5 separate regions of the Mus musculus genome follow, and all the other regions are linked to region 4. A link is a loop called in an ENCODE intact Hi-C map of the cell type or tissue named here. Cell type or tissue: heart. All regions are shown on one strand. Region 1 holds the start of Sypl (synaptophysin-like protein). Region 2 has its middle 69 kb from the start of Gm40376. Region 3 overlaps Gm40376 (predicted gene, 40376). Region 4 holds the start of Nampt (nicotinamide phosphoribosyltransferase). Region 5 has its middle 7.2 kb from the start of Gm40376.

Region 1 (5,000 bases), 130 kb before region 4:
AGGATGTTGCTATAAACAATCTCGACGTCCAGGCCAGGCGTTAAATGGGCCGACAATTTAATGCGTCGGGGCAAGGGCTTTGCCTCGGCTTCTCTGACACACACTATTTTTAACAGGAGCCCATACCCGCCGCCAGCGAAGGGCGCAACCCAGGTCTAGCCTCGCCCGCGGAAGCCGCGGGCCTCCGGGCGGTCGGTATCAGTTGGACCGCAGCAGGAAATCCTGTCTTCCTTTGCGGATGGCAGTGGAGCCTGAGAAAAAAAAGCGAGCGAGCTTCCACGCCTCCGCGGCTAGGGGCGGCCGGGAGAAGCCGCCCACACCGGCGACTCGACTCGACGCCGGCCGCCATCTCCGCCCCGCGGCCTTCGAGCGTGGGGGACTCCCTCACGACCGCGTCCCCGCCTCCCGGCAAGGCGCCCCGCGCTGGACCGGGCGAGGTCGGCGTCGCAAGCTGCACTCACCCACTCGAGGATCTTGATGAAGCCGAGCGGCTCCTTGAGCGGGTTGAGGTTGATCTGGAAGGCGGACATCCTCTGAGGGAAAGGAGGGAAGAGAGTCAGGACGCGGGGCGGAGGAGGGGAGCGGCGAGACCGGAGCGACTCCGCGGCGAGAGCGGGAGGCGGAGCCGGCGGGGCTGGGGGCGGGGCCGGAGGGGTGGGGACGAAGGGGCATCGGGGCGGGACGGCCTGGCCTTTAAGGCGGGGCCGGGCGGCCGTTGAGTCCGCGCCCAGGAGACAGAGAGGGCGAGCCGAGACCAGGCCGAGGAGGGACTGGGAAGGGCTGGCTCCTCCCCCGGCCGCACCTGACTCAGCCGGCTGAACCGCTGACGAACCATGTTGGCTTTGGAAGCCATGCGTGTGCCGCGCCCCCTTCCCCAAAGCCTAGCTCTGTCTCTAACGCGCACGCGCGCTCCCTAGGCCCCAGACTCTTTTCCGGCCTTTGCGAGCGCGCGACGGGGGTGGGTGGGGTCGGGGGACAGCTGCGCCTGCGCAGCACGGCCCTCCACCTCGGTGGCGTTCTGGTTGCTATGCCCTTTTGTGGCTGTGACTGCCCGCCCTCACAACGGCCCGTTTTCTTCCCAGTGCTCTGAACTTTTGGGCAAATGTGTCAAGTGTGTACACAGACAAAGCCTCACTTCAAAGCTCGTGTTCAGGGCCCTTAAAGTCATAGTTATTGCAAAACTGCGGCCGTCTGGCGAACCTGCCTTATGTAAGGGTGCTTGAACGTATGATTCACCAAACATTTCCGCAGACATCGCAAAGTTGTTGGAGCCAGAGTAGGAGAAAGACCACCCATTTGAGATCATGGCTTGACAGGTCTCACAGGACAACTCATCTCTCCACCTCTATCCCCGTTTGGCGAGGCCTGTATTTCGTGCCGTTTTTTTTTGGGGGGGGGCGGGGGAGTGGGGGGGGGTCAAGTTAACTCATCTTTCATGATTTGTCTTAGGGAACACTCCCTCCTGCCACCAGAATGGGACCAATCTAGACATCTCTTCTCTGGCTTCCTTGTGCCTGGCCTTTTTTGGAGGGTTGGGATAGTGGCCTGTCTTCATGCATGGTGAGATAACACCAACATCGAAGGAAGATCTTTGCCACAGAGGATCCTAGTTCCAGCTCCCAGGTACTTATTTATATTTCCTAAATGTCAGTGGAGTATTCCATTAGAACTGACCACTACCCATGAACAGTTACTACCAAGCTAACACTTCCTCCTTCCTTCACTCTTATTTCCGTGTATTCCACTCAGCATTTCTCTTTAAGTCTTAAAAAAAAAAAGTTATTTTCTGCTGAGACCTGTTGGATAGGAACCCACAAGTAAATCACTTAGCTGTGCTTCAAAGGAAAAAGTATTCAAAGTAGAATTATACAAAATAGCCAAAAATATATTCAATGTAATTTCAAAATGAAATAGATGCTAACAGGATGGGATAATGCTCATCTTGCAACTTTATAGAGCTGAGAGGTCTGAAACAATTTGTACTCCCATGGTTTGTTCCTGTAGTCCTGTCACCAGGCAGCTGGCTGAGGTTTGCTTGACTGCACAGTTGGATAGGAATTGTGGGAAGGATAGGCAGGGGAAGCAAGTGAGGAGCTGGTCTCTTGTAGCCTTCATTTCTGTCAGGCAGCAGTGAGTGGTGGCTGAATCCCGACAGAAGCAGCAGCAAGTGGCACCCTCTAGTGTTGCAGCCCTCATAACTCAACCTTACAAATGTTCCGGTTTGTAAGTCTAGAACACTGGGGTTCCTCAACCCTTGGCAGCTCTTGGCCCAGGATGAGACCTTTGGCCCTGAAGGCTTAACAGCTATCTGGAGCTCTTGTGGTGCCAGGGCCTGCCCTTGCTCTTCTCTGGCTGATTATAAGGTTTTATCCGTTAGTCTTGGCTCTCTACCTCAGCTGCTAGGACTGTTCACTTCTGCCGCCTTAGACACAGGGTACCTGCTACTTCTGTGTGTGCCATTTTGCCGCCACTGCTTTCCAGTCTCTGCTGCTTTCTGTTCTGTGTCATCTTATCCTGCACTACTAAAAGTAGGCAAGACCACCTAAGAGCAGTTGTGTGTGTGTGTGTGTGTGGGGGGGGGGGGGTAAGGCTGCAATACCAGAGGAGCTTACAACACCAGAGTATCCTGACTCAGCACACTGAGTGAGCCTGAACGTCCTCTGATGTAGCCTAAGGACTATACCTACCAACACTGGACAAGCACAACTGTTTGTTTTAAATAAATTATACCCAACACTCTGAGCTAATCACAGATTTGTCTCTTAACGCTAGACCCCCTGTACTCACTGATAAGTGGATATTAGCCCAGAAACTTAGTATACCCGAGATATAAGATACAATTTGCTAAACACATGAAACTCAAGAAGAATGAAGACTGAAGTGAGGACACTATGCCCCTCCTCAGAATTGGGAACAAAACACCCATGGAAGGAGTTACAGAGACAAAGTTTGGAGCTGAGACGAAAGGATGGACTATCTAGAGACTGCCATATCCAGGGATCCAGCCCATAATCAGCTTCCAAACGCTGACACCATTGCATACACTAGCAAGATTTTATCGAAAGGACCCAGATGTAGCTGTCTCTTGTGAGACTATGCCGGGGCCTAGCAAACACAGAAGTGGATGCTCACAGTCAGCTATTGGATGGATCACAGGGCCCCCAATGGAGGAGCTAGAGAAAGTACCCAAGGCGCTAAAGGGATCTGCAGCCCTATAGGTGGAACAACATTATGAACTAACCAGTACCCCGGAGCTCTTGACTCTAGCTGCATATGTATCAAAAGATGGCCTAGTCGGCCATCACTGGAAAGAGAGGCCCATTGGACACGCAAACTTTATATGCCCCAGTACAGGGGAACGCCAGGGCCAAAAAGGGGGAGTGGGTGGGTAGGGGAGTGGTGGGGGGGGTGTGGGGGACTTTTGGGATAGCATTGGAAATGTAATTGAGGAAAATACGTAATAAAAAAAAAACACTAGACCCCCAAAGGAAGGGTTCCATGTCAGGTCACTGTGGGAATGATTCCAGGGTCATCTAGAGTGGGCATTGAGGAAGCAAAAAAAACTTAGATAAACTTTTTCAAACAGCTCTGGATGGCACTGTGCCTTTAAGAAGCAGAGCAGTCAGCTACAGTTTTTGCATAATTATCTCAGGGTGTCCATGAGATGTCCAAGATATTTGTTATTAAGCACATAGTTATTGTGCTCAAGGTAGCCAAATTGCTCCATTCTCAATGTCTATGCTAATTTGTAGGGAAATGAGCATCAAAAGGAACATTTAAAATAATAGTCTTAACGCACTTATTAGTACAGGTAGTGCCCCAGGGACAAATGTATTCCAAGATCTGCCTTAGTTCCAGCTATTCAGTAGACTGAGGAAAGAGGATCATTACAAATAGTTTTTTCTTTTCTTTAGTGGAGTCCAGGAATTGAAGTTGGTCCAGCCTGGGTGATATAATCTCAACCTGTTTCTTGTTTTATTTTTTCTTTTGAGATAGGATCTCACTCTGTAGCCTTGGTTGGCCTTAAATTCACAGATGTCCACTTGCCTCTGCCTCCCTCCCGAGTGCTGGGATTAAGGCATTTCTCAGGGTGGTGGTGGTGGTGGGGGTGGTGGTGGTGGTGGTGGTGGTGGCTTTCTCTGTCTATTATTGTAGTCTCAGGAATTACGATAGGCTGGATTCTTAACCTGTGAGGTATGCATTATATTGTCTCTCTTTTACTTTTTGACTCCTTTCTCTCCTACTTGTTCAAACCCACCAGTGGAAGGTCTTATTACAGCTTCCCAGGAAATCTGCCAGACTTGAATTTTAAGAGGGTCCCTTCATTGGCCCTGAGCCATTGTTTTTTCAATACAGAGACCACTTAGTGTGGTCTGAGCCACATCGGGTCACTTGTCAGGATTCATTTATAAGATCTGAATGGAACCACAGGAAGCATGAAACCTTAGTCACATGTGACGTAGCACTGCTGCCTGAGAAGGAGGTAAGAGTGGATGGCAGAGCCAGGGGTGTCTGCAAGAGTGTCACACTCCCATAACAGTAGCATTTCATTGAAAACATAACTGTTCAAACTCTGGGAAGACTGTTCAAGATGACGGTGAACCATGCCTACAACTGTGGTCATTTCCTCAACTCTGAGGAAAGGCCTGTGGAGACCGGACAGACGAGGGTGTCAAACATGAGATCCCCTGAAACTGGAGTCATAGTTGGCTGTGAGCTGCCATATGAATGCTAATACCCACCTAGGTCCCCTGCAAGAGCAGGCAGAATGCTTAGCTGCCAGCTCATTGTTCCAGTCCTCTTCTTATTTCTTTTATGAGGGCAATTACAGAAATAATGCTTGTAATGCCAAATTGCCCTATCTGAAGTCGTGTGTAGATCTGTATAGATGCTAAATAATTTGTCACTATTTCACTCTCTATTTGCCCCTTACAGAACATTTGCTGGACTATGGCACTGGGATTTAGAGATGGATGTTCAGAGGCCAGGAAGGATGCTCT
Region 2 (5,000 bases), 160 kb after region 4:
ATCAGGGTTGTACCATTCTGAAATATCAATATTGTCAGGTCACATTTCTTCTTTCAGTTGGGTGTTTGCAATGCTCAGGAGGGACTGGAGTGTAGTAGGGCTGAGGTTTCTTTTAATTGGTGGTGGATTTTTTTTTCCTCTGTAAGACTAGTATTCAGACTAGCACTGGTCTGTATCCATAGCTCTCCCCTGAAAGAGCTATTACCCACAATGTAGATTCCCCACAAAATAAGTAATAATTAATTACATAACAATCTCCCCTTAAGTGGTAATCATTTTACATGGTAGAGGGCATTGACAGTACACTGTGAACAACGTATTAGGTATAGGTGGAGCCTTCAATATATAGAAGGTATAACAGGAAGAAGGGAGATAGAAAACACAGTATGATGGGTGGGTAGTAATGGACTGATAGATAGAATATAGCAGGGGGGAATGTAAATTAGAGGGGGAACTCCAGGTAACAAAACCAGTGTGTGTGTGTATGTGTGTGGGAGGAGGGTGGGATAAGGGGATTTTAGCTAAAAGTAGACTGAAGAGAAAGAGGTAAAGATATGTCATGAGATGCCAGAGAAGTCCAATGTGTCAGGAGGCTGAGGCACAGGGACCCCTGCAAACCAGGCTACACTGTGCTATTTGGAAGAGGAAAAAGCCAAAGTAATATAAGGAAAAGGGTAGGAGATGAAAAGTAAGTTCAAGCACACAGCATGGTCAAGAAGGTCTGATAAAATAACCTTGTGTATTAAACACAGATGGCACATATACAGAATGAGGGAAGTCTGGGTGTAGAGAGCAGATATGAAAACTCACTGGCCTGACTATTGACTTTCATTTGGACTCTCTCGAGCTCTTTCCCTGGGACTGGGAGGTCTTCTGTGAATAGGCTGTCCCATTGCGTCCCATGATTTTGATTCCAGGACCATTTGTAGTGCTTCAAAGTGAGTCTCTGGTTCAGTTACACCCCTGCAAACTCCTTCTGGTCTCCAGTTGAGACTGCTGGCTCTGTCCCTGCTAGCTCTGGCTAACATCCTACCAGCTACGAAGTCAGTGTGGAGGTTCCAGTGGAACTGGTTCTCACCAGCTTTTCAATCCACTGAATACGACTTCACAGTTTCCTTGTCGTTTTCTCCCAGTGTTTCACTTGTCAGGCTTCTGTGCATAGTACCATAGTGCTTGGTCTGAGTTTCCCAAATGTGTGGTCTCAGGCTGCTGAGCTACACTGGGATCTTACTCGGGAGTAGAGCCTATAAAATTCAAACACATGCATCCCTGCTTCACCAAAGTGGTGCCCTCAGAAGGGGAAAGACAAAAATCCCTGATTCCAGTAGCAGACAGAGGCCATTTCATCTATTTCCTCCATCTGGAGACAACTTGTGCAAATGGCTGACACACAGAAAAGGCCTCTTTTCTCCTGGGTCTGCTCATCAAAGTTGTAAACAAAGTTTTTAAGGTGAAAATTCCAAATTCTGACTAGGATTAGGCCCTCTCCATTCCCATCTCAATATGTCAATTTTTAAATTATGTAAGTTTTTAAATATAATTTCAATATGTAAGTTTTAAAATTATGTGAAATGGAAATTTAAGGGTTCTTTGGAAAGTTGGTTGGATGGTGTTTTGCTGGGGCAAACATGTGAATGAATTTTTTGTTAAAGTGGACACAGGTGTGGAAGACTAAGGCAGAGTCGTGAAGGAATGTTTCGATGAAGCAGACACAGGAGAGAGGATGTTCTGCTAAAGCAAGCATGTAAAAGGACACGTGATGACCTTTGCTAACATACATGTTGTTCCACCTTACATTGTGTAGTTGAGCTACATTTGTCGAGACTCCATAGAGAGAAGCACAACAAAATAAAAACAAAAACAAAACAACAACAAAAAACAAAACTTCTGGTGGTGTGCCGCAGTTTCTTGCTACGTCAGCCGACTTGGGCTGATTGGATGCACATGCTGAGGCAAGTCACATGGAGGACACATAATGTTTGGAGGGTATAAATAGGACTCCACAGAGTGACAGAGACAGAGTTTGGCTTGCTGGTACAGCTAGCTGTACAGCACTTGTGGGTCTCTCATCTTTACTTCCCTGGGAGAGGCACAGCCAAGAACTTCTCCTGGTGTTCCTGTTGGTCCTTCCTGCTTATTTGAGCCAAGGCTGAGGTCTGGCTGTCTCTGCTAGGTTGTGTCATAACTCACCTCTACCAAATTGGACTGCTGGTATATCTGTGAAGTGTTTTCAAGTGGATCGAGCTGCCACTGCCTACTAAAGTGTGAACTGAACTGTTGATTTCCAGACAACAGAGACAGTTGCTCCAAAGAACCTTTCTAAACAGTTTCACTTCCCCCATCGTTTTTCTTTCCCACTACCTCTGGTGGGTGGTGGATTACAAGGAAGGTTAAAGCATTTAAAGTTACAATTATGTCTTTATGATTCTCTGGATTTCCTCAGTGTCTGTTGTTACTCCCCCTTTTTTGTTTCTGCTTTTATCAGTTTGGATATTCTCTCTGTGTCTTTTAGTTAGTTTGGCTAAGAGCTTGTCTATCTTATTGATTTTCTCAAACAACTCTTTGTTTCATTGACTCTTTGTATTGTTCTCTTTGTTTCTATTTTATTGGTTTCAGTCCCCAGTTTGATATTTTCTGCCCTCTGCTCCCCTTGAGCAGGTTTACTTTTTGTTCTCGAGCTTTCAGGTGTGCCGTTAAGTTATGAGTATGGGACCTCCAATTTGGGTTATGAAGGCACTTAGTATTATGAACTGCTTCCCTTGTGTCCCATAAGTTTGATATGATGTGTACTAATTTTCACTAGATTCTAGAAAGTCTTTAATTTCATATTTGTATGGTCTCATTTTTCATAAAGTAGAGAGTTGTTCAGTTTCCACGAGTTGATAAGATTTCTGTTGTTTCTGTTGTTGAAATCCAGTATCAATCTGTAGCAGTCTGATGGCAGGCAGGGAGTTATTTCAATTTTCTAGTATCAGTTGAGAATTGTTTTGCATCCTGGTATGTGGTGAGAGGTGGGTAGTGAAGCCTCTCACTATCAGCATGTGAGGGTCAATATGTGATTTAAGCTGTTTCTCTTACCTTGTGTTTGGAGCATAGATGTTAAGAACTGAACTTTCATCTTGGTGGATTTTTCTTTGATGAATATGTAATATCCATTCACATCTCTTTTTGACTAATTTTAGTTTGAAGTCTATTTTGTTAGATATTAAAATGACTATACCAGCTTGCTTATTAGACCATTTTCTTGGGATATTTTTTTCTAGCCCTTTACCCTGAGGTAATATCTACTCATAATGTTTTGGTATGTTTCTTGTATGCAGCAGAATGATGAATCCTGTTTTCAAATCCACTGTTAATCTGTGCTTTTAATTAGGGATTTGAAACCATTGATATTAACAGATATCCATGAACAATGATTGTTAATTCCTGTTATTTTGTCTGGGTCTTCAATTTGTTTCCAATGATCAACCTGTCTGTTTTTATGCCAAAATAATGCAGTTTTTATTACTATAGCTCTGTAGTACAGCTTGAAATCAGAAATGGTGATGCCTCCAGTTTTACTGCTCAGGATTGTTTTAGCTACCCTGGATTTTTGTCTCTCTATATGAAGTTGAGAATTGTCCTCCTTAAAGTCTGTAAAAAATTGTATTGGAATTTTGATGGTGATTATGTTGAATCTGTAGATTGTTTTGGTAGGTTGGACATCTTTACTATGTTAATCCTACTGATTTATAAGCATGGGAGATCTTGCCATTTTCTGGTATTTTCTACAGCTTACCAACTCCCTGTTCAATAGAAGACTAATATCCAAAATATATAAAGAACTCAAGAAAGTAGATAGTTAAACAACAACAACAACAAAAACAAAAACAGCAACAAGTAATCTATGGGGAACAAATCTAAACAGAGTTCTCAATAAAGGAATCTCAAAGAAATGTTTAACATCCTTAGCCATCAGGGAAATACAAATGTAAACTAGGTTGTGATTCCATTTTTCACCTGTCCAAATGACTAAGATAAACAACATAAGTGACAGCCCATGCTGGCAAAGATGTGGAACAAAAGGAACCCTCCTCCATTGCTGGTGGGCATGCAGATTTGTATAGTCACTATGGCAATCAATATGGCAGATCCTCAGAAAATTGGGTATCAGTCTACTTCAAGACTTGGCTATATTACTCTTCAGTAGATATGGATATGTATCCAAAGACATTCCATCCTACCACAGGGACACTTGCTCAACTGTGTTCATTGTGGCTTTATTCATAAAAGCCAGAAACTGGAAACAACCTAAATGTTCCTCAACTGAAGAATAGATAAAGAAACTATGATACATTTACACAATATATTATTACTTAGCTGCTTTTTAAAAATAACATCATGTATATGGCAAATGGATTGAACTAGAAAAATCATCCTGAGTCAGGTAACTCAGACCCAGAAAACCACATATGGAATGAATTCACTTCTAAGTGGATATTAGCTGTCAAATAAAACTACAAACCACAGATCCAGTGGGGTTAGGTTAACGAGGAAGGCTTTAAGGGGGAAGCGTGGATTTCCCTGGGAAAGGGAAACACATCAGGAAACACTCACAGGAGAAGGGTTGGGAAGATTGTAGGAGTCAGAGGGGATAAAGGACACCAGGAGAGTATGACCTAATGAGTCTACTAAGCAGTGCTCACATGGGCTCACAGAGACTGAAGTAGCAAGCAAGGGGCCTGCATGGGTCTGCACCAAGTCCTTTGCATACATTGTGGCTGTTAGGTTGGTGTTTTTTTGGGAACAGATGTACCCCTGACTCTTGGGATGGTTTTCCTCCTAATAGGTTATCCTGTCCAGCCTCAAAATGATGGCATTTGCTTTGTCATACTGTTTCCCCTGTTTGCTATTGTCTCTTGGAAGCCTGCTCTTTTCTGAAGAGGAAACAGAGAGGGGGTGGATCCGGGGAAGAGAGGAGGTGGGGGGATCTGGAAGGAAAAGGTGTAGTTGGGACAACT
Region 3 (5,000 bases), 51 kb after region 4:
GTCATGACTCCTTTGGGCATAAAATGACATTCTCACAAGTATTGCCAAAGAGCACTGGAAAACACAGATATTACACTACAATTTGTAACAGTAGCAAAATTACAGTTATGAAGTAGCAGTGAAAATAATTTTATGATCGGGGGTCACCACAACATGAGTAACTGTATTAAAGGGTTGCAGCATTAGAAAGGTTGCGACTCACCACCTTAAACCAAAAGGCAGACAGCCCTCAATTTCTGGTTATTTTCTAAAAATTTCTCTGTCCCTTTTAGTAGATGCAGTAAAGAATGGAACAGAATTGTTGATATAGTTCACTGTGTTCTAAAAGGGAGATGTTTGTGCAGAACCAGTGGGACAAACACCAAAGAGAAACAGAGGTCAACCAGTTAATGTGAGAGCAGACTGTGATAAAGATCTAACTGGCCATTTTCCTATCTCTCTGGAACATCAGATGCAGTATTCTGGAAACGGCATGGACCAAGGGCAAAAGGGTAGAAGGATTCAGCTAAGCACCAGTCTGATGCACATACTGTTCAAAGACTGAGAATCGCCAGGCTTTCTCACGTGTGTGGACGTTCTTGAAACTGTGAATACACAAGAGCAAAGATGGAAGCTTGTTATTATTTATCCAGCCAAAAAACAAGAGACCCAGGCAAGTACGATGCTGTATACTATTTGGATAAGATAATGTTTAAAACTGAACTATTCTTATACCCACATAACAGATGAGGAACTAGAAGAGAGAGGGGCAATTTGTATGGTTACACAGTTAGGAAATGGGGAATCTAGACTTAAATCCAGACTAGGAACATGGAAGGCACCAGAAAGCTCTGAATAAGCTACTGAGACCTTCAGATTAGGAGATGACATCAGAATGTGCATTTTGACCTGGTGAGGGGCTGTGGGATACATCTGGTAGGAGCCGAAAGTCTGAAATTCTCCTCATAAAATAGGAGTCCTGGGATTACCTGCCTAGATCACAGACATTTGGAAAAGTCTGCATTGTTGATCATGAACTAAGAGCTGCACAGGGAGTGGAACTATTGATATAGGGGTTTTGTTGTTGCTGCTGTTTCTTTCTTTCTTGTTTGTTTGTTCAAAGTAAGAAGAAAGTGGGTTTTTCACTTTCATTGATTTCATAAGGATTTATTGGATAAGAGCCAGGCTCTTTGTAAGGCTTGCAGATACAGGAATGAAACTTTTTTCATTTTTAGACACACACACACAAATCGCAGCACAGCTGTGAATCCAACCAGTGAGGTGACTTGGTGATCTGTAGTATCAAGCAACGCTTCTGGTTTTCAGCTCTTGAGTACGGCTTCTGAAAGAGACAAACATTTGCACAGATGTTGAAGGTCCCTAGGTTCAGTCCAAGGCATAAGATCATAGTTTGGTTACTTAAGATTGTTGTTCCCTTCCTTTATATTCTCAGAGAAAAGAAGCCCATTGCCTCCAATGTTCTCATCGTTCTAGGGTGGCAGGATAGTTTCCAAAAATACGTGCGTTCAATGGACACATTACACCTCATGTGCACTGGAAATACTTGAGTCTGGGCTTCCTTTATCTACCAGCTTCTGTTTGATTGCCAAATACCCACCTCTCATTAATGATGGAATTTGTGGTTTTCTTCAATAATTAAGAGAGATACTCAATCTCAAATGTCTAATTGGCCCTAGATCTCAGGAGACAAGTGAGAACAATGGGCAGGCATGGAAGCTGTGGACCTTACACAACTGGATTCTGTTTCTAATATTACCACAAGTAGAAATAACTCCTTATAGATCCCGGCTACTAGCCACGATAGCTAATATCCCAACTCTCTTGTCTTCTTCACAGATACAGACTTGGCATCTCAGGGCTGGAACAACTGGGCTGCTAAATCCAGGTCTGGTAGTCAAGTTGTACATTACACAGAGAGAAGGAAACATGTGAGCAACTCTCATCAGGACACACAGAGAAGTTTCTTCAACACAGTCAAGGGTTTGGGTATAGTGCCCAAATGACTAATGTCCTTTATAAAATAGGAATTAACATTGTTGATGTGCATCTCAGAAAAAGAGTTTCTATGACACGTTCTACAGATGTAAAGGGTGGTGACTGATTAAAATATCCATCAGCTTTAGCAAGATAGAGTTTAATGATTTACTGGATGTGAGAAGAGGCAGAGAAGGGGGAAGGAGGAAAGGGAGGGAGAGGGACTGGAATTGAGAGTAAGGAAGGAGAAAGGGAGATGAGAACTGGATCCCACGTCTCTGAGCTCCAGGATGGGCAGCTTGAAGAAGAGGGGAGATTCTTTTGACTCAGGATTAGGGGGACCTACCCAATTTGTGTTCAAGTTTCCCTTTTTGTAGAATGGAGGAGTAATAGTATTTGTTTCAAAAAGTCAGGTGGAGGGAATGAGAAGCCTGAAATGCTGGCATGATGCCAAGAATTGCAATGGACGTCATAGATACTGTTGTTAGTTGCTTGAGGTGCTCCCTACAAATCTCTTCCAGTTTATTAGTCAAGGCTCCCTAATTTCAAAATATAAACCAGCTTGAATAAGTTATAGACAGTCTTAACAGGTTGGACATTGAGACTCTTAGTTGAAAATAATGTTCTGGGCACATTGGTTAGAAATCAAGGAAATGGATTTTTGTTTTTGCAGATCTGACTGAGACCCTGTCTTCATGATATTCTGGTTTTGCTTTTAGAAACTGCCAAATCACACATCACTTCTACCAGGGGAATGACACAGCATTATGAAACTCCCACACTCTCATGAGGGTGGCAACCAGGTTTCTTACATAACAAGGACTTTGGCACCTCACCCAGGGCTTGGTGGCTTGCCAGTCTTCCACTCCCCAGAAAAAGGCGTCAAGATTATTTGGATAGTTGGGTATGATCCAAGCTTAGGGCATGGGACAATGTACAGGGCAACACAGTGGAGGGGGCAGCTCCTAAGCATTCTGAGTAAACAAGCAAATGCTTCAAGGTCACTGGCACTTCCAATTCCATCAGAACATGCTTTGGGGGTGTGTGTGCCTGGGTCCAGACCTGTCTTGGACTCTGTGTAACTTCTAGAGTCACCTGAAGGGTCTTCAGTTCTCCACTAGGTCATGTGGAATAGAACTGCCCCCAAGAGTCTTTCCTGACACCTCAAACTGAGGGAAGTAGCACGGAGCACTTTCACCTGTGAGCAACAGTTTGCATAAGAGAGTCTAACTTTCCTAAAGGGAGGATGGACCCAGAGCCAAAAAAGATCAAGATCAACTTTCCATCTGGGAGGCAATAGCCTTCAGTGCCGGTAGTGTAGAAACTAGCTAAATTCTTATTAAAGTTCCAGCACAAACATTCCATTCATTTTTTATTCTGCTCTGTTAACACTGCTCGCCAGAGTCCGGATGGTTCTGTAGTGTGGGGTTGCTTTACCCTTCTAAGTCATCTTGCTCCAGTGAAACTAAACCCTGAGAAGGAATGATCCTGACTGCTTGTGTGTAACCTAACATTGCGTTGCTTGTACGTTAGTGAAATTAATGCCCTTTCCAGGATAAAAGGGTGACTGAATTAATGTCACATTATTGAAACCAGGCCTATTTTATAAGCCTTTGCTCTCATAGATCCCCTGGCAGAGTCTTGTTGAGTAGATTTAGTCTGGAAGATGGTTCTTATTCATGTCAGGTATTGTCCTTGGCATTTTCAACATATTGTCAGAATTTCAACAGCAGTACTTCTAAGTGCATGCTATTGCCCCATGACAGATGAGGGAACTTGCATCAGAGGAGTGGCTTTGGCTAGGAAAGGAGGTACAGGGGCCTGATAGAGCAGGTTTGCTGCATCAAAGCACCAACTTTTTACCTCTTGTTGGTACTACACAAAGGAGATGGCCATATACTGGGGGATTCTTCTGGTTTAGTCATTCACATTTGACTTGAACCTTCATTAGAAATTTCACTCAACCTTTTGCCAGATGGCAAGTGATTCTGAAGTGAAATTAGACTTTTGCGTAAGGATCAAAGTCTCATGGTTTGGGCCTGGCGAGACTGTTCAGTGGCTAAACGTACTTGTTGCACAAGCCTGATAAACTGAGTTTAATCCTAGAAACTCATGGAAGGAGAGATGTTGCCCACCTCCATACACACCAATATTAAAGAATAAAAACCCCTCTGTTTTAAAATCCCCCCCCCATCTTGCTTTGGTATAGCCAACAAGAATGTGTGTGGACTCCTTTGCCATTTGTGAGCAGACTGTAGAAAAACGTGATTGAGAGCAGAACTCAGTTCACCAAGGCCTGGCCCTGAGGGTCCTGCAGGGGAGTTTCCAGCAGTGCAACAGTTTCCATATTTCCTTGTTTTGCAGAAAGAGGTAGTTCAACAGCAGAGAAACACTCTCCACTTTGCACCCCAGCCCAAGAGAATTGGGGAGGGAGCAAGTATCTCCCATGCTGATTTCAAAGCTCCTTGCATGCTGAATTGGGCTATACATTTCCAAAACAGCTTATTGCCAATGTGCCAGAGAGCAGGTGTTGGTGATGGTTAACAACAGAAAGCATAAGTGTGCAAACAGTTTTGAGAAATTCTAGGTTTCTTCACGGCAGGTCATCTCAGTACTTCTGCAGTATTGATAAAGATCTGAGTTACGTCATGGGGACACAGATTGCATTGCTGTATAGTTGACTCGACTGCATAATTATTTTAGGGAGAACTATGTTGTCAGAACCTGGGAAGTGCTGTGTTAATCCTACTCTATCACCCTCCTGTCTCATCTCTGTGCCTTTGTTGATGTGACCAGCCATTTTTCTATTCATTCATCTTCTGCTAGGTAGAGAGCAGTGTCATGTCCCCGATGGATAGTCATAGTATATTTGGTGCCTTTTAGAATGAATAGTCTAGCTTAGAAGGTAAGAAACACACACAGATACAACTCGATTCTAAACAGGAAGAAGGAGAAGAAGGAGGAGGGAGAGGAGGAGGAGGAGAAGAAGAAGGAAAGAAAGAAAGAAAGAAAGAAAGAAAGAAAGA
Region 4 (5,000 bases):
ACCCTGTAGTTCCAGCTGCTCCTTCTCTGCTATGTAGAGCAGACTAGCCTGGACCTCACAGAAGCCTGCCTCTCTGGTTTCTGAGTGTTGGGATTAAAATAATTATGTGCCCTCCTAAGCCTGGACTTTTAAGTCTGTTTATATTTCCCTTTACGTTCAATCGTTTACACATAATACAGTAAAATATCTGAAAATTATCTTGGGATATTTACTGATATTTTACTTTTACAAAATGAGGCTTTTCTAAAATCACTAAGAATACCCAAAACACTTCAACTGAACTACATCATGCAGAGATTTTAGAGCCTCCAGTACCACAACAGAAATGGTAATAATCTTGAAAAGGTGATTTCCACTTTAAAATCCCATCTGAAGTAGGATGTGGAGGCACACACCTTTAATTCCATGACTTAGGAGGCAGAGGCAGGCAGCTCTCTGAGTTCAAGGCCAGCCTGGTCTACAAGGCAGGTTCTAGGACAGCCAGGGCTGCTACACAGAAACTCTGCCTCAAAAAACTAAAATGAAGTAAAATGAAATTCCATGCGAAAGACCACCTGTTGATAAATCTTGGACCCTTTAAAATGAAAAATTACTTACTTACAATAGTTTACCAAAAAAAAAAAAAAAAAAAAAAAAAGGACAAACTAGTATGTAAGCAAATGGGACTCTGAAACATTCAGATTACAGGGCTACAAAAAGTAAAAAGCAAAGAACCAAAACAAAACCACGAGAGTACTACGCCTAAATCGCTACTCAAAACCATCACGATGTTCAAGTAAATACTAAACTTGAAAGCTAAAATTTAATCTGTTCTCGCGAGGGTCCTACTAGTCTGACATTTTATCTTTTAAGCGTCTTGGCTAACAAACTTAACTGAAGATCAGTGCAGTTCATTTCACAGTGTGTATGGGGGGGGGGGGCGGGCGGGCATTTCTTCATCATTCCTCTCTTGGCTAAGGTGCATATCAAATGGAATTAGTGCAAGAGTCAACTCAATAGGCACCTTAAAGCAATGTGCCATTTTACTCTCCCCACAAATTCTCCAGGGTTATAACTCCAGTTCCTTTAACTCTTGGTGTTTCACTTTCCATTTCACAGAAATCACGTAGTTGATCCTGGAGAGCCAGAGCACACTGGCCTCTGCAACCAGGGGGCAGGCACGTGAATGATCCCTAGGTGCAAGGGAGTTGGAAATGCAACCCCACCGAGTGGGACAGCTGAATCAGACGCGGCTCCCGGGGCCGGGTTATCCTCCGCGCTGGGACCACTGGCTGGGTGAGGGGCACACCGCCAGGACCTCTCCCCGAGCTCCCCGGGGCAGGACCGTACCTGCCGAGCCAGGGGCTGTTACCTAACCGGCCCGATCGTCCCACGGTCTCATCCAGTCCTCCCTGTCCCAGAGCCAAGGCCGCCGGCGGCTACGGTAGCTGCAGCGTGCGCCCATCCCGCCGAGCCTCCGGCCGCGCCCCCGCCGCGGCGTAGGCCCCGCCTCCGGCCCGCGCCTCCATCCTTCAGCCACCGCGTTGCGGCTCCTCCACCTGCCCCATCCCGCCGCGCCGGCTCCCGCCGCCCCGGGCCCGGAGACCCCCCCCCCCCCCCATCGCAACTCCACCTTGTACGAGTCGGTGGCCAGCAGGATGTTGAACTCGGCTTCTGCCGCAGCATTCATCTCGGGCCGGAGCGGAGACGCCGCGCCACGAGCTGCCCGGCGCGGCTGCGAGCAAGGAGAAAAATGGGCTTCGCTGCGCTCCGTTGCTTAAGTCACCGCTCGCTCGCAGGGGGGCGGGAGAGCAGGGAACGGAGCGCGGGGAGGGGCCGGGAGGGCGGGCAGGTCCGTGACGCGGCGGTGGAGGCTAGCGCGCTCCCCTGCCCAGCGCGCTCCGGCGGCTTTCCCGGCGGCTCCGCGCCCCGCCCATCCCGGGGACAAGGGGCGGGGCACGGCTGCGCGTGCGCAGCGCAGGGGCGGGGGGGACTGAGGAGGACGTGAGGCACGCGCTCTGCCTCAGCTGCGCCCGCCCCGGGCCTAAAGCCGACCGTCACCCCAGCGCGTGACCTGGGCGCCTGCCTCTGAGGGGCGTGGTCTGATGCAGGGGCGTGGCTTGGCGTTCCCAGCCTCGCCCCTCCTGCCGGGAGTCTCTTTGCCCGCCCCAACCCGGACCTTCCTCTTGTCCTACCCAGTCCCTGCTCGTCCTGAGAGTCTTGTTGGAGTCACGCCACCAGCTAAGGCCAAGGAGCCACCCACTGTCGTCTCCCTGTTCCCGCACGCGCTGAATTACCTTTGTCTCCCGCTTGGACGATGGATGGAATCTTTGGTCCCCATCCGTCTTGTGGATTCCGATCCTCTAGATTTTCCTTTAAAATCAGAGGAGCTGCTTGCGGTCTGAGTTGCCCTGGCGCGTGGACTTGCTTTTCTCCGCGCTCAGTCTGTAGCTGAGCTCTTTGATCCTTTGAAGGCTGACTTTTCCTGGAGAAAAGCCTTTGCGTCTTAGGGAAAGGTTAAATTCAACCCTCTCAGACAATGTAGGGACAAGACCAAATTGAATCTAATATTGTTGGGAAGTAAAAGGCATACAGCCAAGTCTTATACAGTGGATCTGTTTTTTGGTTTTTTGTTTTCCTTTAAATCATTAAATCGTGGGGGAAAGAGCTAGTAACCTCCCAAATAAGCGAAGTGACGTCTGATGACGTCACCCAACTTCCATGAGCCTGTCCTCTTGTTCAGTTTTCACATACAGAGTTGCAAATTTGTTTTGCATAGAACTAAAATTCCCTTTGCATGTTTAATAGCATTTAAGAATTCTAAGATTTAGGCTTTGTTGTTGTTTTGTTTTTATGGAATACAAGTAGCAGGGGGAAATCGGTATAACTAAACTGGCACAGACTGCATCAAGTTAGTAGCTTCCTTTTGCCTTTGACTTCTCAACAATGTTAGATTCAGTTTGGTCTTGTCCCTTCATCGTCTGAGAGGGTTCAATTTAACCTTCCCCTTAAGACACAAAGGACTGTTGAGACTTTTCTCCAGGAAAAGTCAAACAGCTTTCAAAGGATCCAAGAGCTCAGCTACAGCATCCATTCATCTACAATTGACCGCCATTTTAGGCTGTTTTATGCGGGGGGTGGGGGGTGGGTGGGGGGTGGAGGTGGGGGTGGGGATAAGATTCTAATTACAAAGTAGTCTTTGTTCACGGTAGTGTTTTCTAAAAACAAAATTTGATCTTGCAATCTTTCAGTTTTTTTCCCTGTATAAAAATGAAAAAGCCCAAAATGTAAAAATGCTAACATTGTAAGCATACTGACATTGCTAGATAAGTTCAAGAGTAGGGTCTGCAGGAATATTACTGGCTTAATCCCACAGCAATCTTTAGAGGAAAAGGTGACTATTGAAGTTCTTAGAGTTCTTAAAAGCCCCTCTCCCGCAAAGGGCTATATGCTAGTGTGGACTGACTAGAAGGAAGCAGATCAACTTTTAAGAGTTGGGGTCTCAGATATAGCTGTCTCTTGTGAGACTATGCCGGGGCCTAGCAAACACAGAAGTGGATGCTCACAGTCAGCTATTGGATGGGTCACACGGCCCCCAATGGAGGAGCTAGAGAAATTACCCAAGGAGCTAAAGGGAACTGCAACCCTATAGGTGGAACAACAATATGAACTAAGCAGTACCCCGGAGCTCTTGTGTCTAGCTGCATATGTATCAAAAGATGGCCTAGTCGGCCATCACTGCAAAGAGAGGCCCATTGGACTTGCAAACTTTATATGCTGTGTGTCTCACTCATTCCCCTCTCTGTATACTAGCTCTGGTTCTCAAGGCCTTTGCCACAGACCCCAATTTGCCCCATCTGACTTGCTATTTATTCTTACCACATGTGTTAGATATTTGGCAATGGGGAAATACCTTAGAGAAATAGTTATAAAAGAGGAAACATCTATTTGGCTCATAGTTTCAGAGTTTGATCCATATCACTCAGTGTTGTCTTTTTTGGACTTGGAGTAGAGGAGGGAATCATGGCAGAATGAGTGATAGAGGAAAGATTCATAGAAGTCAAAAATGGAGGTGGTGAGGAGAGGGCAGGAATGGAGACAAGGTATAGTCCCAGGAACATGCCCTGATTACCTTCTTCTAGCAAACATCCAAATCATGACATTTCTATCATCTCACCAAATAGTACCATCAGCTGACAAGCTCTCAACATATAAGCCAGAAGAGGGCAGTTCCTATTCAAACCGTAAAATTCTACTTTTGGTCAAAGACTCATCACCATCTGATGTATAAAATGCATTTAGTCCATCTTCAAGAATCCTTAATATCTCAAAACTTTAAGTCCAAGCTCTCTGCAGAGTTCAAAACAAAATGTTAGCTTTCAAGATACAGTGGTACAGAGTAAGCATTCCCGCTCTGCAAAAGAGAAACGGGAACACAGGGATGAGGGATAGAAACGAAGCAAATCAGAAACACAGCAGGACACAAGTCAAATCCTAACTAGCATAACTTCATGTCTGACAATTGGGGCTGCATGCAGACAGGATGGAAACTCTGAGGCTTGGATAGCCATTTGTTTGAATATGGAATAAATTCTATTAAATAGTACAAGATTAAAAACCTTAGCTTTCATCAGTCCATGTTTATAAACATACCTATTTATATAGTTTGACATATACATTAAATGTAAACTATATCTTTACTGTAAGTCTAATGAAGGCTAAGTTTCGACCACATCTTTTCCCAAGGTAACCAAATGTATAGGCCATGTGTCAGATATTACTTGGTTCTTCCTATAAGACTGAAGGCCTACAGACTATATAGAACAGATTGTATAGATTGATTACAATTTGTTTGTTTGTTTGTTTGTTCAATTGATTGTTAGGTACCTATCTTAGCCTACGTCTGTTAGCAGATGTAATTCTCACTTGGGTTTCGTACCTAATCTTGCCTTGAAAGTCTCTGAAGACACATTTTGTTTTGTTTCCTTGTAAGTGAACAGGTAAGAGTCCTGAACTCACTC
Region 5 (5,000 bases), 100 kb after region 4:
CCCTATTTTATGAGCGGTTGTTTCTAGATCATATTCTTTCTCTGTCTTGTTCTCTGCACACATTGTACCATCCCTGACACATGGGGTTCTGTGGACTATGGCTTGGTCCTACTTGAATCACCTGGACATCTGATGAATATATTTGTTAGTTTCTCTTTTTTCAAAACAAGGACTTCCGATACAGCCCTGGCTAGCTTGGAGCTTGTTATGTAGCCAAGACTGGCCTGGAACTCAGAGAGACCTGCATGCCTCTGCCTTCCCACCATGCCTGGCACATTACTTGCTCTTCTACCTAGGACTGTGACAGCTCTTCCAGCAGCGGGGCCAAGACTCCCACCAGGCAATCTTAAGGAGATACTGTTGTTAAGAAATTTAATATTTTTTTATAAGTAGAGGCTCAATCACATTTTGCTACATTTACATTTTTTTTGGTACAAAAATAATGATATTCAAAAGTTCTGCTGCAAACAGACACCGTGTAGCAGGTTTACTGCGCTGTAGCAAGCAGCTTTCAAATGCAGGTTGTTTTTCTCTCACTGCTAGCAAGGTCTTCCAGGACCTGCCAACCTCATCTCAAATGTGTACAAACGCAGACTTCCCTGCTGCAGACACGCATGCACCACAGATGGTAAATAGTTTTTTTCCTTTAAAAATGTGGGTTTATTTCCTGGGCCATTAAAATGCAAATGCTGAGAAGTGAACATGCCTCCCCCAATTTCTGCAGCTTTGCCAGAGCCACTGTTCCCAAACCAATCCTAAACACAAATGTCCTCTGGGTGGTGGTGGTGGTGGTGGTAAAGGCATTCCCAGAACAAAAGGTTGTCCATGGTACTATTACCATAAAGAGAGAGAGAGAGTGAGAGAGTGAGAGAGAGAAAGAGGTAGTCGTGACCCTTCTGAACTTTAAAATGTAGATACATCAACAATCATAAATGTTTTAATCAATATGTCACTTTATACTAAATTGGAAAAGAATTACATAATAGGTTGAAGGGGTAGCTGCACAGCGGGCTGATGCACAGCGGAGCTTTAAGAGAGCAATGCTAGCTAAGTCCCTCAGTTGGAAGAGCCAGGAAATCAGCTTGGGGAAAACAGCTTTGTCTGCCCATCCACAACTTTAATCCTCAGATCCTCCTTCAAAGGTCTGGGATAGTCATCCACAGCTAGGAGACCTAGGTGATCTGATTTTTTTTTTTTCGAGGAGAAGAACGTTCCAAGTAGGCAGGGGTGGTGACTCCCATAGCGTGACCCACAGGTGAACCCTGAAGAAGTCCCTGAACTCAGCACACCATGGCCATGCTCCAGTCACGGGCACTGGGAAGTCTCTCTGTCTTCAACACTGACAGTGCACACAGGCAAAGCTAGGGAGGTTTGAGAGTGGGGCCTAACCTCTCAGTGTCAGGGCAGGGAGGATGGAGTGGACAAATGGTTCTACTTGTCACACAAGGGATTCATCATGAAGAAGAGATCCAGGGAAGTAAAGGCAGACAAGCTGGGAGGACGGGACCCGGTAGGACTTTGAAGATGAGGGAACCTTCCAAAGTTTCAAGCTGGTTGAGGCTTGAACCAAAAACAGCTGGGCGCCTGATCCAGGCTTTCCCTCATCTGTGGCTTGAGTCTTTTGGTGTCATAGCCATGAAATCATTATTATAGATAATTCATGCAGGTTTTTTTTTCTTCTATGTCTCTCCAGGCATTGTACATTTAAGCCTTCAGTCCGTTTTGAGTGTAATGTATGGTTTAAGAATCTAATTTAAGTATCTTGTTATGTAGTTTTCTTAATATCCTGAGTATTTATACAAAAGAATTGCAATAAGGCTCTCAAAGAGGGCTCTGCACTACTGTGTTGCTTGAAGGGAGACTATAAGACATTATAGGTAAGAGTAGGGAGAAGGCTTCCCTCCCAGGCCTTGTGTTTTGCAGAGGACCTTCCTAAACACTCTTCCAAATTGTCAGCACATATAAGAGGAAGAAATAGGAGCCCAGACCCAAACTTTTAGATAGCCTTGAAGGAAAGGCACAAACTAAGTCAACACCCATATTCTTCTCTCTTGGTCTTTCCTTCAGAAAGAACAAAATGGATAAAAACTCCATTTCACTGACCACAATCTGACAGAATTGAAGTCACAGAAAATAGAACAGGCAATTGATAACATCAACTGTTGTGGGGGAGGAAGGGAGGGGCTGCAAAGGAGCAGAGGGAGGACACAGAAGGTGGAAGGAAATAGTTCTTGTCCTGCCCTTCCTAGGCTGCATTTCAACAAGCGCTACCCCAAGCTGGCAGCAGGCCCACCTTGACTTAGCCAGTCAGCACGGCTGAAGCAGAGCAGGCTGCCAGAACTGTTTGTTGCTAAGAGAAATAAAACCCTGGCAGAGGCAGCCTGGAGTGAGCCAGTAAATCAGATGATTCTCCTGATTTCCACAATTGTGTGAAAGTCACATGGCAAAAAAAGCCAACACATCATCTTAAATGAGTCTCTCAGCACCCCGAAGTCAGCCAGATGACATCTTTAATAAAACATGACATTTATTCAAATTTCCGTTTGAAAATTTCTGCCTCTTAAGGAGAAATGAGCATTGCATTCAAAGGGTGTTTGGCTTGCTTAGGAAAATATGTTCTTCAGTTTATATGCTAAGTACAGAGTATAGCAAGCCTATTATAGGCATGGAACAGATAAGCATTCCATAGGTGAGGTGTGGCCATGGGGTATACAATCCTTTGACTATAGAGATAGCTGCCCTGTTGAGAGAACGTAGGCTCATATTTCATAACAAACCAACAGCACAGCCAATGAGAGGCCCATAATTAAAATCATAAGTAATGGTGACCTTGAATGTGGTAGGAAAGCAAGAGCTGGGTCACCACTGGCCATTTCTTGGAAGTCGGCTTTGGCAAATATGACCAAAGAAGTGCCTTGATCCCCCTTCACCATAGAAATACAAAGGGAAAGGTGATTTAATCTTAAAAGTGGTATCTCAGAGGCTAGCATAATAAACAGTAGCAGCAGCATTTTTAAGAACTTTACTAATGAGGAAGAAACACTGACATCTTAAGATCCAGAGAGACAGGACTTAGATAAAATTAAAGTGCCTTGGCAGTCTGGTCATGTCCTAAGACAGGTCCTAGCTCCCTCAGATATAACTGACTTTTTTGTGTATGCAATCGGTTCTTACTACATAAGCGGATAACCATATTTCATGTTGTTCCAAAGGTCAGAGTAGAACCCAATGTTTCAAAAAACAAACAAACAAACAAACAAAAAAACCCCAAAAACCCAACCAAACAAAACAAACAGGACAAACAGTGACAATGCAGTGGGTGGCTTTGAATGCAGAGTGATGTGACTCTGAAGCTTTTGGGTGTCTGTGTGCAGTGCTCGTCTAGGGTCATGTGATTCCTTAGCAAGGATTTCTTCCCCTCAGAAGTAGCATCTTCCCTCCCAGTCACTGACCATCAATGTGAGGCACAACCACTACAAGGTCTAAACACCACAGCTGGTCCTGTCACAGTGACTTTTCATGGAATCTGGCCACTTAGATGTGCTAGCACTTGCCTATCCCTATCCCTGTGGCTGACTGGAGCTCCTGCCCTTACGGCTCATAGGAAAAACATCTCCCTCATCTCCCTCCCTCTCCAAGAGTAGGAGTCAATGTTTCAATAAAAACACATAAGAGAATGGTCCAGCTGCCTGGTGATGCAGTAGGTGGTGTTGAATGTAGAGTGTCCCTGCTCCTTGGAGCTCTTAGGTATCTGTGTACAACAATGAACTCTGCCATGTGTTTGCACTCCCCAGCTCATGGCCAGATGAGAGGACAATCTTCTTGCCTGTGGCCATGTCAGTTTTATCCCAGAATGAAATCCCCGACACTGTCTCTCTGTTCGTCAGCTCAGCTCCCACGACAGTTTATCAGAGAAAAAAAAAAGGAAAGAAAGAAAAGAAAGAAACGTGTGAGTGGAACCACGGCAGGGAAGCAAGAGCCTGAGATCTGGAGAAAACCAAGGCTCTCCGCTAAGCTTGAGCCAGCTCCGATAGAGAACGAAGAGCTACCATCAGAGTTGGAGACACTGATTTGACCTAATGGCAGGGTGGCAGCTGCAGAAAGATTCTCATAGTGTATCTTTCCTAGGAAATCAGCTTTTCATACTTTCTGTTTATATCTGCAGTAGGTGTAAAAAAAAAAAAAACATTCTAGAAGGGTTCGTTCTAAGTCACTATTAGTTTGCTGTCTGGTTGCTCTTGGAAACAGACCAGATTGGAGAGGAGGTCAAATGAGACCAAGCATACCTTGTTGGCTTCAATGGTAAAAGAAAATAATGTTTATATATTGCATAGATAAGAAAAAAAAAACCAATTTAAATAACGTATGCATGTGTGTGGGAGCAAACATACCACACACACACACACACACACACACACACACACACACACACACACTTAAAGTTAAGAGTTGTTTATTTTTTTTTTCCCTCCTCTGGAGAGAAAAATTCCATTTCTAGAGGGAGGACTAGGAAGGACTTTTATTACAAGTCCTTCTGTAAGTGAATTTTGTATTATGTGCAGTTACTATAGAAAACAAAACAACATAATTCCAAATAAATCATTAATAAATTTAACTTTAAACCTTAGCAATGAGACTGGGAATGAACTAAAATTTTGTTGCAAAGGTTGGCTACATAATTTAGGACAGCAGTCTGAGCTCTCAGAAGGGGACTGAGGAAGGGGCAGGGGTGGGGGGAGAGGAGAGCTACTGCCTGTCCTTTGAGATAAGACAGGCCAGGGCCAACTAGGATCTAAAAGTCCAAGACCAGAGACAGAATCTTTGAAGCTGATGCCAGAAAGCAAATGGTACCTACACCAAGCTCGAAGTGCCTTAGGTTGAGAAACAGAGTTTAATGTAAGATAAAGCCTGGTAGGGTTGAACCAGAGAAGCCACCCCACCCTGTCAACTTAAGAAAGAAGGAGAATAAACTTATGGAGTTGAGGATGTTACTCTGTGGG

What was found. A loop is a pair of places that touch in the nucleus more often than their neighbours do. Peaks named below come from ENCODE experiments on the same cell type or tissue, not always from the same donor. Only the 100,000 strongest peaks of a DNase experiment are listed, where the experiment ranks them.
Region 1: a loop joins it to region 4, with 3 times the contacts of the local background. A loop is called at or near these places in 4 of 42 quality-filtered maps.
Region 2: a loop joins it to region 4, with 2.3 times the contacts of the local background. A loop is called at or near these places in 5 of 42 quality-filtered maps.
Region 3: it touches region 4 in a loop (4-fold over the local background); 4 of 42 quality-filtered maps call a loop at or near these places.
Region 5: it touches region 4 in a loop (3-fold over the local background); 6 of 42 quality-filtered maps call a loop at or near these places.

The regions. Positions count from the first base shown.
Region 1 is chr12:32,949,821-32,954,820 of GRCm38, reverse strand. It overlaps Sypl (synaptophysin-like protein), which reads right to left and starts at 635. Exons shown (of 5, transcript NM_198710.3): 1 at 462-635. The coding sequence starts at 530. It overlaps 4933406C10Rik (RIKEN cDNA 4933406C10 gene), which reads left to right and starts at 1,032. Exons shown (of 6, transcript NR_044986.1): 1 at 1,032-1,316; 2 at 1,450-1,623. In heart, a CTCF peak has its summit at 2,175 (motif pointing left); DNase peaks (open chromatin) are centred at 850 and 2,180; H3K4me3 peaks cover 1,778 bases; H3K27ac peaks cover 1,730 bases.
Region 2 is chr12:32,653,557-32,658,556 of GRCm38, reverse strand. No RefSeq gene overlaps it. Among named protein-coding and RNA genes, the nearest start is that of Gm40376, 69 kb to the left of the region's middle. In heart, no CTCF peak of the experiment used is centred here; a DNase peak (open chromatin) is centred at 2,136.
Region 3 is chr12:32,766,374-32,771,373 of GRCm38, reverse strand. Gm40376 (predicted gene, 40376) reads right to left here. Exons shown (of 3, transcript NR_168680.1): 2 at 1,223-1,321; 3 at 1-584. Among named protein-coding and RNA genes, the nearest start is that of Gm40376, 44 kb to the right of the region's middle. In heart, no CTCF peak of the experiment used is centred here; a DNase peak (open chromatin) is centred at 2,843; H3K27me3 peaks cover 398 bases.
Region 4 is chr12:32,817,239-32,822,238 of GRCm38, reverse strand. It overlaps Nampt (nicotinamide phosphoribosyltransferase), which reads right to left and starts at 1,904. Exons shown (of 11, transcript NM_021524.2): 1 at 1,613-1,904. The coding sequence starts at 1,669. In heart, CTCF peaks have their summits at 1,125 and 2,277; DNase peaks (open chromatin) are centred at 1,318 and 2,078; H3K4me3 peaks cover 2,589 bases; H3K27ac peaks cover 2,436 bases.
Region 5 is chr12:32,715,008-32,720,007 of GRCm38, reverse strand. No RefSeq gene overlaps it. Among named protein-coding and RNA genes, the nearest start is that of Gm40376, 7.2 kb to the left of the region's middle. In heart, no CTCF peak of the experiment used is centred here; a DNase peak (open chromatin) is centred at 2,287.